Linked DNA regions of Homo sapiens: region 1 is linked to region 2. A link is an interaction called in ENCODE POLR2A ChIA-PET data of the cell type or tissue named here. Cell type or tissue: PC-3. All regions are shown on one strand. Each heading gives the region's core, and the rest is flanking DNA. Links, peaks and the distances in the headings are about the cores only. Region 1 has its middle 70 kb from the start of EGR2. Region 2 has its middle 130 kb from the start of NRBF2.

Region 1 (6,919 bases), core at 1,349-6,348, 120 kb before region 2:
TCCTGGAGCCCCAGTGCATAGAATAGAACAGTACAAGATGCCACACAACAGGTACACCTCAGTGAACACTTGTTGAACGAACGAATGCTTGCATGCATGAATGAATGAATACTGCAGAAAGGTCAAAGAGATTTGGATTTGTAAAAGGTTTGTCACTTGAATGGCTACCTCTTCAGTTTTGAGGGACATCTGTCCCTTCTCCATTCTCCCCTGCCAGAGCCCCCCTCCAAGTGTGGCTTTCACTTGCCTCTTGTCCCATCCCACCACCCCTCCACTACTCCACCCCTAAATCCTGGAGACCCTCTTTAAGACAGGGTGGAGAATGGCTGTCAGCTCTCAGTGGGGCTGGGACACAGAGGTCAAGAGAAGAGAACAAAATTAAAAAGTATTTGGAGGTCAGAGCTGGGAAGAGCTTCACAGCAGTTGGGTCAGAGAGTGATGTGTGTTAGGCGAGTGGGGACCTCTGACCTAAGGTGGAGGTGAGATGACCCCACAGGAAGAGATCAGGCAAATGAAAGGATTAGGGCCAGATTTCAGAAACTTGGATGTGGAACTGGTTCTTGCAGAGGCTTTCAAACATACATCTCAGAATCCTGGGGTTCCACAGATAACCTCCAGGGGTTTCCCAAACAATGAGGCTGCTTCTGCCAAGGAGAGAAGATGAGAACTGCCAGAGGGACCTGCTCAGCTGTTATCTGTCTTACACACTGGGGTTCTGAGTAACAGTTCATTTGAAGGAAGGACCCAGGACAGGAAAGAGAGAGAGAGAAAGAGAGAGAGAGATCATTCCACTAAAGCATTTGAAAGAACATAGAGTTCATGGACTCTCTTTTTCTCTCTCTCTCACATGAAATGCGACATTATATAAAAAGTAATCTGGATGGAAAAGGTTCTCGATGAGTGTATTGAGATTGGACATAAAAAAAGAACTCAAGTGAAAGACAAATTCATTTGGAATTACCACAAATTTCCTGCCCCACCCCCTTCTCAGGTTTGGCATTACCCGCTAAAGGTCAAAATTCAGAGACTCAAAGCTCAGGATAAGGGAAGAAGTGGGGTATAGATAATTGGTGTTTAGTTGTTATTAATAATTATCAGCACTTTATTAAGTATTTTTCAGAAGTTCTGCTAAACCATTACATGCCTGATCTTAGGAATTCTCATAACAGCTTCTGAGGTAAACCTTATTATCATCCCAACCAAGGCTCAGAGAAGTTGAACAACTTGCCCAACATCACACCAAATTGCAAGCAGCACAGCTGGGCTTTGTATGCTGGCAGCCTAACTCCAAAGGCTCTAAGCATAAGCCCAGTTCAGTGGTGTATCCCCAGCGACCATGCAGTGAGCAAGTGTGATTGCAGTAAGGTACAGGTCCCTGCAGTAAAAGGTCCTGAGGAAGAGAGAACAACACTTCTCACCACCTGGCAAAAATACCATGTGACACTGTCCTCCATGGAAAATTCCAGAAGCCCCTCCCTGGACCTTCAGGTGAACTAACCACACATGCAAGGTTCATTCACTTCTGGATACCACATCTGAGGAGGGCTGAAAGGTATCTCATTTTGCATCAGTGAATAGCAGGATGAAGGATCTGACTAACCATAAAGAGAAGACATTTAATCTAAAGAAGAGATTAGAAGGGAAGGAGGGAGCTATCTCAAATGCTCAAAGTGCTTTCTCAAAGAATAGTGACCAGACTTGTTTTGTGCAGCTCTGAATGGCAGAACTAGGGACAATGGGTTAGTAAGAGGATGGACAATGGGTTAGTAAGAGGAAGACAAATTACAAGTCAACATTGCCACGGATTTTCCTTAGATCTGTCTGAAATGGCCACACTAGAGGTACTGAGCTCTTTGTCAAAGGAAGCCATCAAGCAAAGATTGAGAATCAGGAATCATAATTGGTAAGAGAAAACTCATCTGTTGAGTGGAAGGTCACATGGCTACTAAAGCCTCTTCTGACACAAAGATTCCAAAAATTTATAATCATGTTTATTTTCCTTTTCAAAAATTCTGCCTCCACCAAAGACTTAAGAATGAACCCAACTGACAGGCCAGCCTCTAAAAGCATGGTGTCTTATGAATTCCTACATTCTGCATGTCTGTGAAAAAAAAGCTCTGACCTGTGACAGGGACCTATATGTCTCTCAGCAGAACCAACATCTTTCACACTAATAGTACAAGTCAGAATAAATACCATCTCCATTTGGAAGACAGTCCTTGACAGAAGAGAATTGGCCTGCTTGATTAGGAATATATGTCAGGCACTGATAATAGGGAAATCCTTTTCAGCCAAACCCCAGAACCTGAACAGTCATAATGAGGCGATTTAATGAGCCTCCTGTTCTACACAATATTAATTACAACCCTGTGGCAGAAGGCAGCCAACTCAAGATAAAATAGGTAAAATGCACAGGAACTGGATCACATTCAGAATCTCTTCCCCAGATACAAATAGGCTTGCAGTCACATACATGTGTCTCTAGCAAGCAAATAGATTTAACACCTTTAAGCTGTTTGGAAGAAATACTAATGGAGTCAGTCTAAACAGCAGAAAAGCTTCTGAACTTTGGGTTTATCTCTTAGAATACATCTACCCCAAATAAGTCTGGTGAGCCTGATCAGTCCCAACTTGTTGCTACCCTGGAGAAAGAAGAAAAAAAGAAGAGCAGTAAAGGCACCACTTGTCCGGACACCGTGGCTCACACCTGTAATCCCAGCACTTTGGGAGGTCAAGGCAGGTGGATCACTTGAGGTCAGGAGTTCGAGACCAGCCTGGGCAACATGGTGAAACCCCGTCTCTACTAAAAATACAAAAATTAGCTGGGCATAGTGGTGCATGCCTGTAATCCCAGCTGCTTGAGAGGCTGAGGGATGAGAATTACTTGAAACTGGGAGGCAGAGATTGCAGTGAGCCAAGATCACGCCACTGCACTCCAGCCTGGGTGACCGAGCGAGATTCCATCTCAATAAAATAAAATAAAATAAAATAAAATAAAATAAAATAAAATAAAATAAAATAAAATAAAATAAAGGCACCACTTGTTGAGCAGGTAGGCATGCCTCCATCCCTTTTTTGGGGTCAGGTCTCACAAATATTTCCACTTAAATAAATAGAATTTCTTCAGGTCAGATATCATCAGTCTCATTCAATAAATCATCACCAAAAGCCTGTTGACTGCTAATAGCTGTTGAGCACTTACTATTTGCTGGAGATTTCTTTACATGCTTTAAGTATTTTAGCTCATTTGGTCACCATGAAACACCCTGTAGTCAGTACTAGCAATGTGTCCCTTAATAGAAAGCGCAGCGATGTTAAGTGGTTTGTCCACACTACCAGTTAGGTGGAGCCAGGATTCAGACACAGACTGATTATTCTAGAGCCAGGGTGCTTAACCACTAGGCAATGCTGTGCACTGTGTGTTTGCAGGCAACTTGTTCATGAAGTGAGTGCTGACTGAGCACCACTTATGTGCGCTGCACTGTGCTAGATGCTGGGACAGTGATCAACGTGACAATTCCTGTCAGAGTAATCAGGCAATGCCAGCAGATCTAAGAAACTGTCCCATTCCCTGTGTGGTCAGCAAGGGCTTCTAGAAATGGTGACATTTAACAAGAAGCCTGAAAGATGAGTAAGAGTTAGGCAGTGAGTCAGGAGGGAAGCTGGAGGAGGAAGAGGATACGGATGGGAATCCCTAGGGGTCAGTTCACAACGGCAGAAGCGCAGACACTCTGCAAATATCAAGGAGTTACACACAGAGAGTGGAGAGACAGTCCTGACAGGGACTCAGGAGGAGGTAAAACTTGATCTAGGTCCTTAAAAATAGAGTAAGGAGGTAGGAATGTACATGATACATACTTTACATCTGTTGACATTTTCTCATATTTACATAACCCTCTCACTCAACTCAGACCCAGGGAACTGCCACATGGACAAAGGACTGACTCCAAGGGGTTAATCACCTGCCAATCAAAAGAAACCACAATGGACTGTTTTCTCTTTTCTCACTAAATCCACATTGCAGAGATTTTGATGGCGCAAGGATGGGGTGGCTGCTGAAGGAAGCACCAAAGAGGACAAGCATGGAATCCTGAGCCTCAACCCAGGCAGGCGCCTACCCATTCTGACACAGAGCATCGGAAACAGTTGGAAGCAAAGCCCACATCCATACAGCATATGCCCAGGGTCCATAGACTTGAAAACTCACACGGACCCCAGGCTCTGTCCCACAGCACACTGACTTGCAAACCCATGAAATGGTCCATGCCCACTCCCAGCTCCCCACTACTAGAGTGAGGCATCTTGCCTGGACCACCTGGCTCTGCCCATCTCAAACCTGCCTGCCTATGCAGTGGTTCTCCAATTTTAGCACACATTCAAATCACCCACAGGGCTTGCTGAACCAAAGGTTGCCGGCCCCACCTCCAGAGTATCTGGTTCAGTAGGTCTGGGATGGTGCCAAGAATGTGCATTTCTAACAAGTTCCCAGGTGATGCCGATGCTGGTGGTCCCACACTGAGAATTGCTGCTCTTTGGCACCAGGCAAAGGCACCTCTCCAGAAAGACTTCCCCCAGCACTCCAGCCCGGCTGGCTTCTCTCCCCAGTCTTACTGCACATTTAAGTTAATATAGACTACAAAGATAAACCCAATTGCCTTGAGGAGCCTGACAGGCAATAGAATATGCGGGTTTGGACCGGCTTAGGTACATTTGAGTACAGTTGTATGAAAGATAGAAACGACTGTAAACTGGAGAATTCAGACACCAATAAAAGGGGGAAACTCACTCAGTTCTAGCCAATTTTTGCTGGGTGTGATTACAATACTACTATTGCAGAAATCTTGATTTTTATGTAAACTATCGCAATTTTTTAAAACTGGTTCAAGATTTTTGAAGACAGTAGGATGCATCAGGTGATCTCTTAGGCCTCTTGCAGCTTTAACACTTGATAGTTTGGGGCTTGTCAGGCATCCTGTAGAAAGTTCCCCAATCTGGGTCTGTGTGTTGTGTTTTCATGATTAGATTAGGGGTATGGACTTTTGTAAAGAATACAGCAGAGCTGAATGTCCCTCATAGACATGTTTCTGATGTTCCTCCCTGTGATCAGCCACAACACACCATCAAAAGACTTTACAACAGCCCCACAGTGGGGAAAAGGGAGCCATGACTGGTCACATTTGCCAATTTCCATGGTGTAAATATTCCCACCACAGCCAATGTGGAGCACCCAGTGTGATGGCACCAAACACGAAATTGGAAAAAGGTGTGCACAATTAGCCAGCTCTGTAGTAGGAGCGGGCTCCTGCACTGCTTGTCAACTTGCTTTATTTATCCTCTGTGTTCTAAATCTCAACCAGGCAACCCTCCCTTGGTTCTGACTGAATGCCAGTCATGCACTCAGCACTCCACTAAAGGTTGTAGAGGAGAGCAAAGGGCTGTAAAAGATTAGTCAAGAAGGTAGGGTGAGTGAGATTGCAAGTTTTGAGAAGCCTGGTTTCAAATCCAGATCTGCCTCTTGTGAGTGTGTAACCTTGGTCAAATTGCTTAACCTCTTTAAGCAATTGATTTTGTATATACAAATAAATATATATGTGTATATGTATGTTTATATATGTGTATATATTTTATATATGTACATTTTATATATACAGTACTTGCTAAGTACTAAAAAATTGTATATATATACATTTATTCACACACACGTAACATATGTCATATATATATATATACACACACACACACACACACAGCCTCTCAAGGAGCTTTCAGTCTAGCCCATATAAGGTTATATTAATATGTTCTAATTTAAAAGTTGGGTGGTAGTTACATGGGTGGTCATTTTATTATTCATCTTTTAATTACACATGTATGGCATATAATCTTTTGAATGTATTATTTCACAATAAAAAATGATAATACAAATCTAAATGAAGTTCATCACTAAAATATGTCATCTCATTATCGCCCCAGCTCATCCATGTTACCATCTTGAAAAATGAGGTCATGACCCATTGGGAACTTGGCAGAGAACTTGGCCCTGTTGGATGTCAGCTGGACGCTTGAGAAAGCTAAGGGCATCTTAGTCCGTTTGCAGCTTATGGATGCCAGACTTGAAGAGATGTGAAGAGATCTCACTCAACTAAAGAGGATATGTGTTTATTCTTCCTGGGGACCCAAGTCAGAAATTCTAGCACTGCTACCACCACCATTGAGGGCTCTATTAAACTACTCCTGCAAATCATTAAGCAGGCTCAGAAATGGGGATAAGAGGAAATCTAGTGTGACTCAGAAAACACATAGGCCCATTTTTCACCTTCTATTTGAACACACTAGATGAAAGGCTTTCCAACAACTGAAATAAGTTATTCATATTTCTACCCAGGATCCACTAAATGTGGAGACTTCTCCCCCTTGTCCAAGTGATGCCTTGTTTTCAGGTGCTGTGTGTACTGAGAGCACCTGGAGCACTGGTGGACAGCAGGCATCCACCATTGACAATCAAGACCACGGGACCTTCCCTGGGCCTCAGGTTCCTTCCTAAACCAGTTAGATGCATCAGGTGACCTCTTACGCCTCTTGGAGCCTTGATGCTCACTGGTTTGGGCTGCAGTAGAATACTCTGGTGATGTGTTCTGGTCTCTCAAGGTGAAGAAGAAACCCACACAATCAAATCACATTACCATTACCCCCTTGATTTCTTATGCTTTTCCTTTGTTCCCAGTAAGATATTCTGATGCAGAAAATAAAGAGGGAAAACAGTTTATTGCATTTAACCAAGTAAATGATTAAATTAACTAATGTGGCTGGACAAGGTGTTCCATGCCTGTAATCCCAGCACTTTGGGAATCCAAGGCAAGTGGATCACTTGAGGTCAGGAGTTCGAGACCAGCCTGGGCAACATGGAAAAACCCTGTCTCTA
Region 2 (6,919 bases), core at 1,313-6,312:
AATCTAAAATTATTCAAAATAATAAGTTTTTAAAAATATGCTCCCTGGGGTACCAATTCCCCTAACCCCATCACACTTAAGAATTAATGGTAAACTGGCAAATGAGCGGATGCTTGTTAGACTTACACACAATGCCATCATTGTGGTCCACTGGCAAGACTTCAATACCAGGAGAGAAGAGTTGTAAAAAAAAAATTCTAAAGTTGTTAAAAAAAAAATCTAGGTTTTTCTTCCTTAACACAGAGAACAAGAATGAGAGCAAAAGAGAGAGGGGGAGAGAAAAAAATGAGAGGTGTGCTTTTTTCTTTAAGCCAGTGGTTCTTAACTGGGGGCAATTTTACACATCCACCCCCCGCCCCAGGGAACATTTGGCAATGTCTGGAGACTTTCAGATGTCACAACTGGAAGGTGCTACTAGCATCCAATAGGTAGAGACCAGGGAGGAGGCTACGTATCCCACAATGCCAACAAAGCCCCCTATGACAAAGAACTATCCAGCCCAAAATGTCAATAGTGCCTACATTTAATGATCAAAACAAAACAAAACAGTAACAACAAAAAAACTTGCTTAAAGCAATTAAAATTCAAAAGCAAAATAGACTGGGTGCAGTGGCTTGTGCCTGTAATCCCAACACTTTGGGAGGCCGAGGCGGGTGGATCACTTGAGGTCAGGAGTTGAGACCAGCCTGGCCAACATACATGGTAAACCCCGTCTCTACCAAAAAATACAAAAGTTAGCCAGACGTGGTGGTGTGCCCCCGTAGCAGCCTGATTCTCCCAGCTTACCTACTTGGGAGACTGAGTTGGGAGAATTGCTTGAACCCAGGAGGTGAAGGTGAGCTGAGATCTCACCACTGCGCTCCAGAGTAAGACTCTGTCTCAAAAAAAAAAAGCAAAATAGATGAGAGAAGATATCAGACTAAAGAAAAGCTGTCCCAAGTCTTCCCTTTAAAAAAAATTCAGTAAGGATGGGAGAGATTCTACTAAGGAATGAATAACCCGAGCACAACTCACTGACAGCAAATATTCCCGGCATCCCTACCCCTCTTCTTTCAGCTTATCCAAATTGGCTCTCCTTATTGTGCAGCTTAGTTCAAGTCAGACCTTAGGAATCCTTTATAACCTCACTGCCTTAAAATTCATTGATAATTTCTCCCATGGTTTTCCCATTTCCCAAATTCACAGAACTTACTCTGAGGATTATTTTTGATAATGCTTATAACTCATTTTATCCTTTACCTGGTCCTTGATAAATATTTTTTAAATGTAACATATGTACTAACATATGTACTAACTACCACATTGCACTGAATCAGTTTAAGATGTAACATTATTTTATATACCACTAAAAATGAAAAGATGCTGCCAATTAGGCTGCCAAATAGTAAATCATTATCACTTATTAGATGCATCCCAATAATACAGACATAAAATGTGAAAAATACTACCTTAGAAGCAATAATATATAATTTTATTACTCCTTTAGCATTTACTATGTATTTTCACAATCATTGCATGGAAATAGATCTTATCTCTTTAAGCAGTTGAAAATCCCATTAAAAGCCTATACATCTTATATTTCTCTGCTCATCCCCAGCACCAAGATCAGCACTAGAGCCTTAGAATCAGTGGTGGAAAAGTAGTAATGATAATAGCACTTTACATGCCATGTAGCATGGTAGCATTATTATTACCCCTTTTAGTAAATGAGGAAAGCAAAGTGATAGAATGTGCCCAAGGTCACCAAGCAGGTGGGTGTGCGGCAGAACCTCAGTTCACGTAGCCAGTTCTTTTCATTGCAGAGGCCAGGTTCCCAATGTCTATGCTGCTCTGCCCTCAGAAATGTGGGCAAAAAAGCTACAACGGGCAGGTTTAGGATAGGAGACACTGACCATATGGTGCTTTTTGGACATACCCATGTGAGTTTTCATTTTACAGCAAGGTTTTATATTAGTCTGTTCTCACATTGCTATAAAGAAGTACCTAGGCTGGGCGTGGTGGCTCACGCCTGTAATCCCAGAACTTTGAGAGGCCGAGGCTGGTGAATCACCTGAGGTCAGGAGTTTGAGACCAGCCTGACCAACATGGTGAAACCCTGTCTCTACTAAAAATACAAAAATCAGCCGTGTGTGGTGGCAGGCGCCTGTAACCCCAGCTACTCGGGAGGCTGAGGCAGGACAATCGCTTGAACCTGGGAGGCGAAGGTTGCAGTGAGCCGAGATCACACCACTGCACTCCAGCCTGGGCTACAGAGCAAGACTCAGTCTCAAAAAAAAAAAAAAAAGAAAAGAAACACCTGAGACTGCGTAGTTTATAAAGAGACAAGGTTTAATTGGCTCACAGTTCTGCAGGCTGTACAGAAAGCATGATGTTGGCATCTGTTTACCTTCTGGGAAAGCCTCGGGAAAATTACAATCATGGTGGAAGGCCAGGAGGGAACAGATAGGGCTGGAGCAGCAAAAGAAAGGAGTGGGAGGTGCCACACACTTTTAAATGACGAGATCTCCTGAGAACTCACTCACTACTGAAAACAGTACCAAAGGGTGGTGCTAAGTCATTCATGAGAAATCCACCTCCATGATCCAATCACCTCCCACTAGGCCCTACCTCCAACACTGGGGACTACAATTCGACATGCAATTTGGCGGGGACACAGATCCAAACCATATCAGTTTTATCCTCACAAACAGGGCCATTAGCAATAGCAACCAAAAACTAAGCCAAAATTGTTTGTTTACAACTTTAAGCCACTAGAGGGCAAGTATTAATAATCCTCCTCCACAAACGAATGATGTCTAATAAATATGCTCTGAATGTGATGATGCCTTTGGTCACCCCATAGCAAATAGTTTCTTTTAAAGGTTGCCACAAGTATGAAATTTTGTGGGCACTCTTTAGATTAAGGACCTACAAGGCTTTAATTTTAAAATCATTGACAAGATATTACATCAATATTAAGAAACATTTCAGTAAAGAATAGTACAATAAATTCCGTCTTCCAATTCCCTTCTCCCATATTCTAATGTCGTAATTTTTCCCATAGGCTTATCCATTCTATATGATTGTGTACATGGCTCAATTCATATTCTGCTCTTTCATACAATCTATCATAAGCTTCTTTCCAACTTTCTGTGCCAACCGTCAAAACCATGCCAACATAGTATTTTCTCCTGCATTTGGTTATTAAAGCATTTCCATCATGTTAAATGTTTGGAATTTCTACTTTGTTAGCTTACAAGTTGAGTTGAGTCTCCCGTTATTGTAAATAGCACCATTACGACCAAGCAGTGAACGGCAAAGAGACTTATTTCTGTGGATTTATTTATTTAGTAACTATCCTTAGGTATGGGATTATTGAGTCAAATCATATGAACATCTCTATGTTCATGAGATGATTTCTTAATAGTTCAACAGTATAAAACAGAGATCCCCATATTGAATTATTTCATTGTCCTGGAAAAAAAGGGGAGAAGGAGCAAAAAATTATAGAATAATAATAGTCGGCATTTACATCACACCTTATACTTTTCAAAGTGCCTTTGCAAATGGAAATAAAATACTACTTCGCCAAGCTGTAAACAACTGACTTTCTTAGGGACACAGTTACTGAAAGAGCTCATGAATAACTCAAGTGTGTTTAAGAGAGACTATCACAAGATCAAACAATGTTTGTTAAATTAAGAGATAAAGTCTGTCAAGGAAAAAAAACTAAGGTGCCTGTAGATTATTTAAGTGAAATATTGATCAGATTGATCACAAGCATGCTAAAGGCATAACTACATCTGTCATGTAAACTCCACTTAGTTCATAAAGTATTGAACGGGAACAGTAATTGTTTTCCTGTTAATGAGGCTGTAGACTATGTTCTCAGAGTGACTCACTTATTATTTAGTTTATTTCGAAATGGAGGGTGGCTCACCAGCATTCAGCTAAATTGGATAGATTACTACCACCACCACCAACAACAACAACCTCCAAAGTTGGGCTTCTGTCCAAAATATGCAATGGAGCTCTCACCAAAAACCAAAACGAAACAATTCTTTGAGTCATAAGTAGGCCAAACTACTCAAACCCACCAGTTACTATTTCCCTTCACTTAATTTTTGTAACATAACCCATAACTTAAAATCATCCTAAAGGAAGATTTTTGTTTTTAAGTAAGGTTAAAAATTAACCAAATAAGCTTGTGAATTATATGAAATAAGATTTTCCTATATCTGTTTCTAAGCAAGCTCTACAAGATGACACATTATAATGGTGGAAAAGTGACAGGACCCACAACATGGTTTGGGATTGATCCCCTGGATGATGGATGAGCCTTCTCTGTTACTGTGCATAAAACTTCCCTCTACTCTGTATACCAAGTACAAGTTTCCAAAAGGACCTTGTTCTCATCCTCTTCACAAGTCCTAGCATATCTGCTTAAAATACCTAGCCCTGCCAAAAGTTGGAAGAATCTAAGATGGCCTTCAGCAGGTGAATGGTTAATAAACTGTGGTACATCCAGACAGTGGGATATTATTTAGTGCTGAAGAGAAATGAGCTATCAAGCCATGAAAAAACATGAAGTAACCTTAGATGCATATCACTAAGCAAAAGAAGTCAATCTGAAAAGGTTATATACTGTATAGTCCCAACTATACGACATTCTGGAAAAGACAAACCTGTAGAGACAGTCAAAAGACAGTGGTTTCAAGGGCTGAGGGAGGAGGAAGGGATGAGTAGGCAGAGCACAGAGGATTTTTAGCACAGTGAAACTACTCTGTAGGATACTATAATGGGGGATACATGTCATTATACATTTGTCCAAACCCACAGAATGTACACCACCAGGAGTGAATCCTAATGTAAACTACAGACTCTGGGTGATAAAGATGTGTCATTGTAGGTTCCTCAGTTGTAACAATTGTACTTAATGGGGGAGTCTACACCTTGGTGGGGTCAGAGCGTGTATGGGAATTCTCTCTATCTTATGCTCAATTTTTGCTGTAAACCTAAAATTGCTCTAAAAAATAAAATCTATTAAAAAAAAACAAAAACCTTATCCCCACCTTCTTCACCTAGCTAAAGCTACCTGCCCTTCAAAATGTAGCTCGTGGGTCACCTCCTAGCTAATGTTCACTTTCTCATGTCTTCCTCGTCTTGACCTTCAGCCGCTTGAGGGCAAGGACCTTGTTTCATCTGTCTTTGGATCCCCGGATCTAAGCACAAGCACATAGTAGAGGCTCAGTAAATGTTAGCTAAATGAATATGTGAGAGAAGTTTTTTCCAGCCAGCTCTAGTTTGGCGAAGAAAATATCTAGTTGGCCTTTGTAATTAGCCACATACAGAGATGCATCAGAAAAGGACAGAAAACCTCCCTAAACTAACTAACTAACTAAATAATAAATAAATAAAATCAGCATTCTACCATATTCCAGAAGTCTGTGGGATCCTTTTATCAATAATGTGTTAAAATCCAAGCATGCTATAGCCCAAAACAGAGTTTAAAAAAAAAAAAAAAAAAAAAAACTCTATGAATCCTGCTTTCACTTCAAGCCCCCAAATGATTAAGAACAGGAAAAAAATCAAAGCTCTTGTTTAAACCAGGTGAAAATCGCATTCAAGAGCTCCCTCCGCCTTGCTTTCTGCCCACACAGTGCAGAAGTGTATAAAGTGCTGGATTGTGGAGAAAGCCTCACCGTGGTTCCAACCATGGAGAAAAAAGAAACTCCCTTGGCTCCGATTTACATAGTCACAAAACAAAACCCAACATGACAGACATAAAGGGCATATACATAGAGGAGAGTAAGAACCTGAGAACCCCATTGGCAAAGCGGCATCCGCCTAACGCAGGGTTTGAAATGAGTAATTTGTAGCTAAGAGGTAGCGCTGTCATGCAAGGCATCGGCTGTAGCTTTCCTCCCACCCCTCCAGAAAATAGTTTTGAAAATACTTCCAATTTAGGGCAGTCTAGCATACACAAAAGCAAACAATCAGTTCCTGAGAAAGTGCTTTCTGGGAGCGTCTCCATGCAGCACAGGTGAGAAGACAAGGTTAACTATAGGTAGACAGGCAACAAGGGTTTCATTTCGTGTCACTCTCTGCCTTTATTATGCATTATCCTTTCGGCCCAAAACTTCTGATCGCCCTCACCCCTTAAAGGACATCATTGCTGAAAGGAGTTTGGGGAAGAATTAGCAGTCATCTTTTCACCCTCCAACAATGACATCTTTCTCACAGGTTGTTGCAAGGCTTCCAAGTAATGTAAAGTGTACATAGAGAGCCTGGCACATAAAAGGTACAAGTAGCAGATGTAAAAGATCAAAAGCAGGGCTTGTCACTACTGAGGTGAGGTGGGGTGGGGTGGCAACATGTGGGCCACTGGACCCAGCCCTCACTTACAAATATGGCATCTAATTTAGACTTCTGAAGTCATCTCTGAATAAGGTTATACATACAATTTACAGATATAAACCAAGAGATGGAAAGAAGTTCTTTTACCAACTTTCAAATTGTTGCATAACTGGATCATATCACCCGTATTGTCCTCTTTCTATAAATCCTAAAATTGTATTAAGGCTGGCACAATATATTACAATGCAATGTATTTTTATATTAAAAGTGGTGATTTGTTAGGTATAAATGTTTGCAATACAAAAATATGGAGCAATTTATGTAACTCTGCTTCTGGCATTTTCCATCTTTAAAAATTTACTATGAAGCAAAAAAAAAAAAAAAAAAAAGAAAGTGGCCTGGTTCTCTCATAATCTCTGAGATCCAGATTGGAGAACTGTAGTTTCTGGGTCTTTCTTGAAAGAGATTAGCAAATGCATAACCAGCAATCTGTCTATATTAGTGCTGTCTCCTAGAAATTTATAATGCAAACCACAAATATTAGCTACATATGTGATTTTAAATTTCCTTCTAATCACATTTC

The links. Peaks named below come from ENCODE experiments on the same cell type or tissue, not always from the same donor. Only the 100,000 strongest peaks of a DNase experiment are listed, where the experiment ranks them.
Region 1: POLR2A ChIA-PET joins it to region 2 with 10 read pairs; 1 of 35 experiments calls an interaction of 5 or more read pairs at or near these places.

Annotation. Positions count from the first base shown.
Region 1 is chr10:62,882,472-62,889,390 of GRCh38, forward strand. No RefSeq gene overlaps it. Among named protein-coding and RNA genes, the nearest start is that of EGR2, 70 kb to the left of the region's middle. In PC-3, for the core only: no CTCF peak of the experiment used is centred there; a DNase peak (open chromatin) is centred at 3,850; H3K4me3 peaks cover 459 bases; H3K27ac peaks cover 1,575 bases.
Region 2 is chr10:63,001,502-63,008,420 of GRCh38, forward strand. No RefSeq gene overlaps it. Among named protein-coding and RNA genes, the nearest start is that of NRBF2, 130 kb to the right of the region's middle. In PC-3, for the core only: CTCF peaks have their summits at 2,761 (motif pointing right) and 2,961; DNase peaks (open chromatin) are centred at 2,740 and 3,970; H3K4me3 peaks cover 475 bases; H3K27ac peaks cover 763 bases.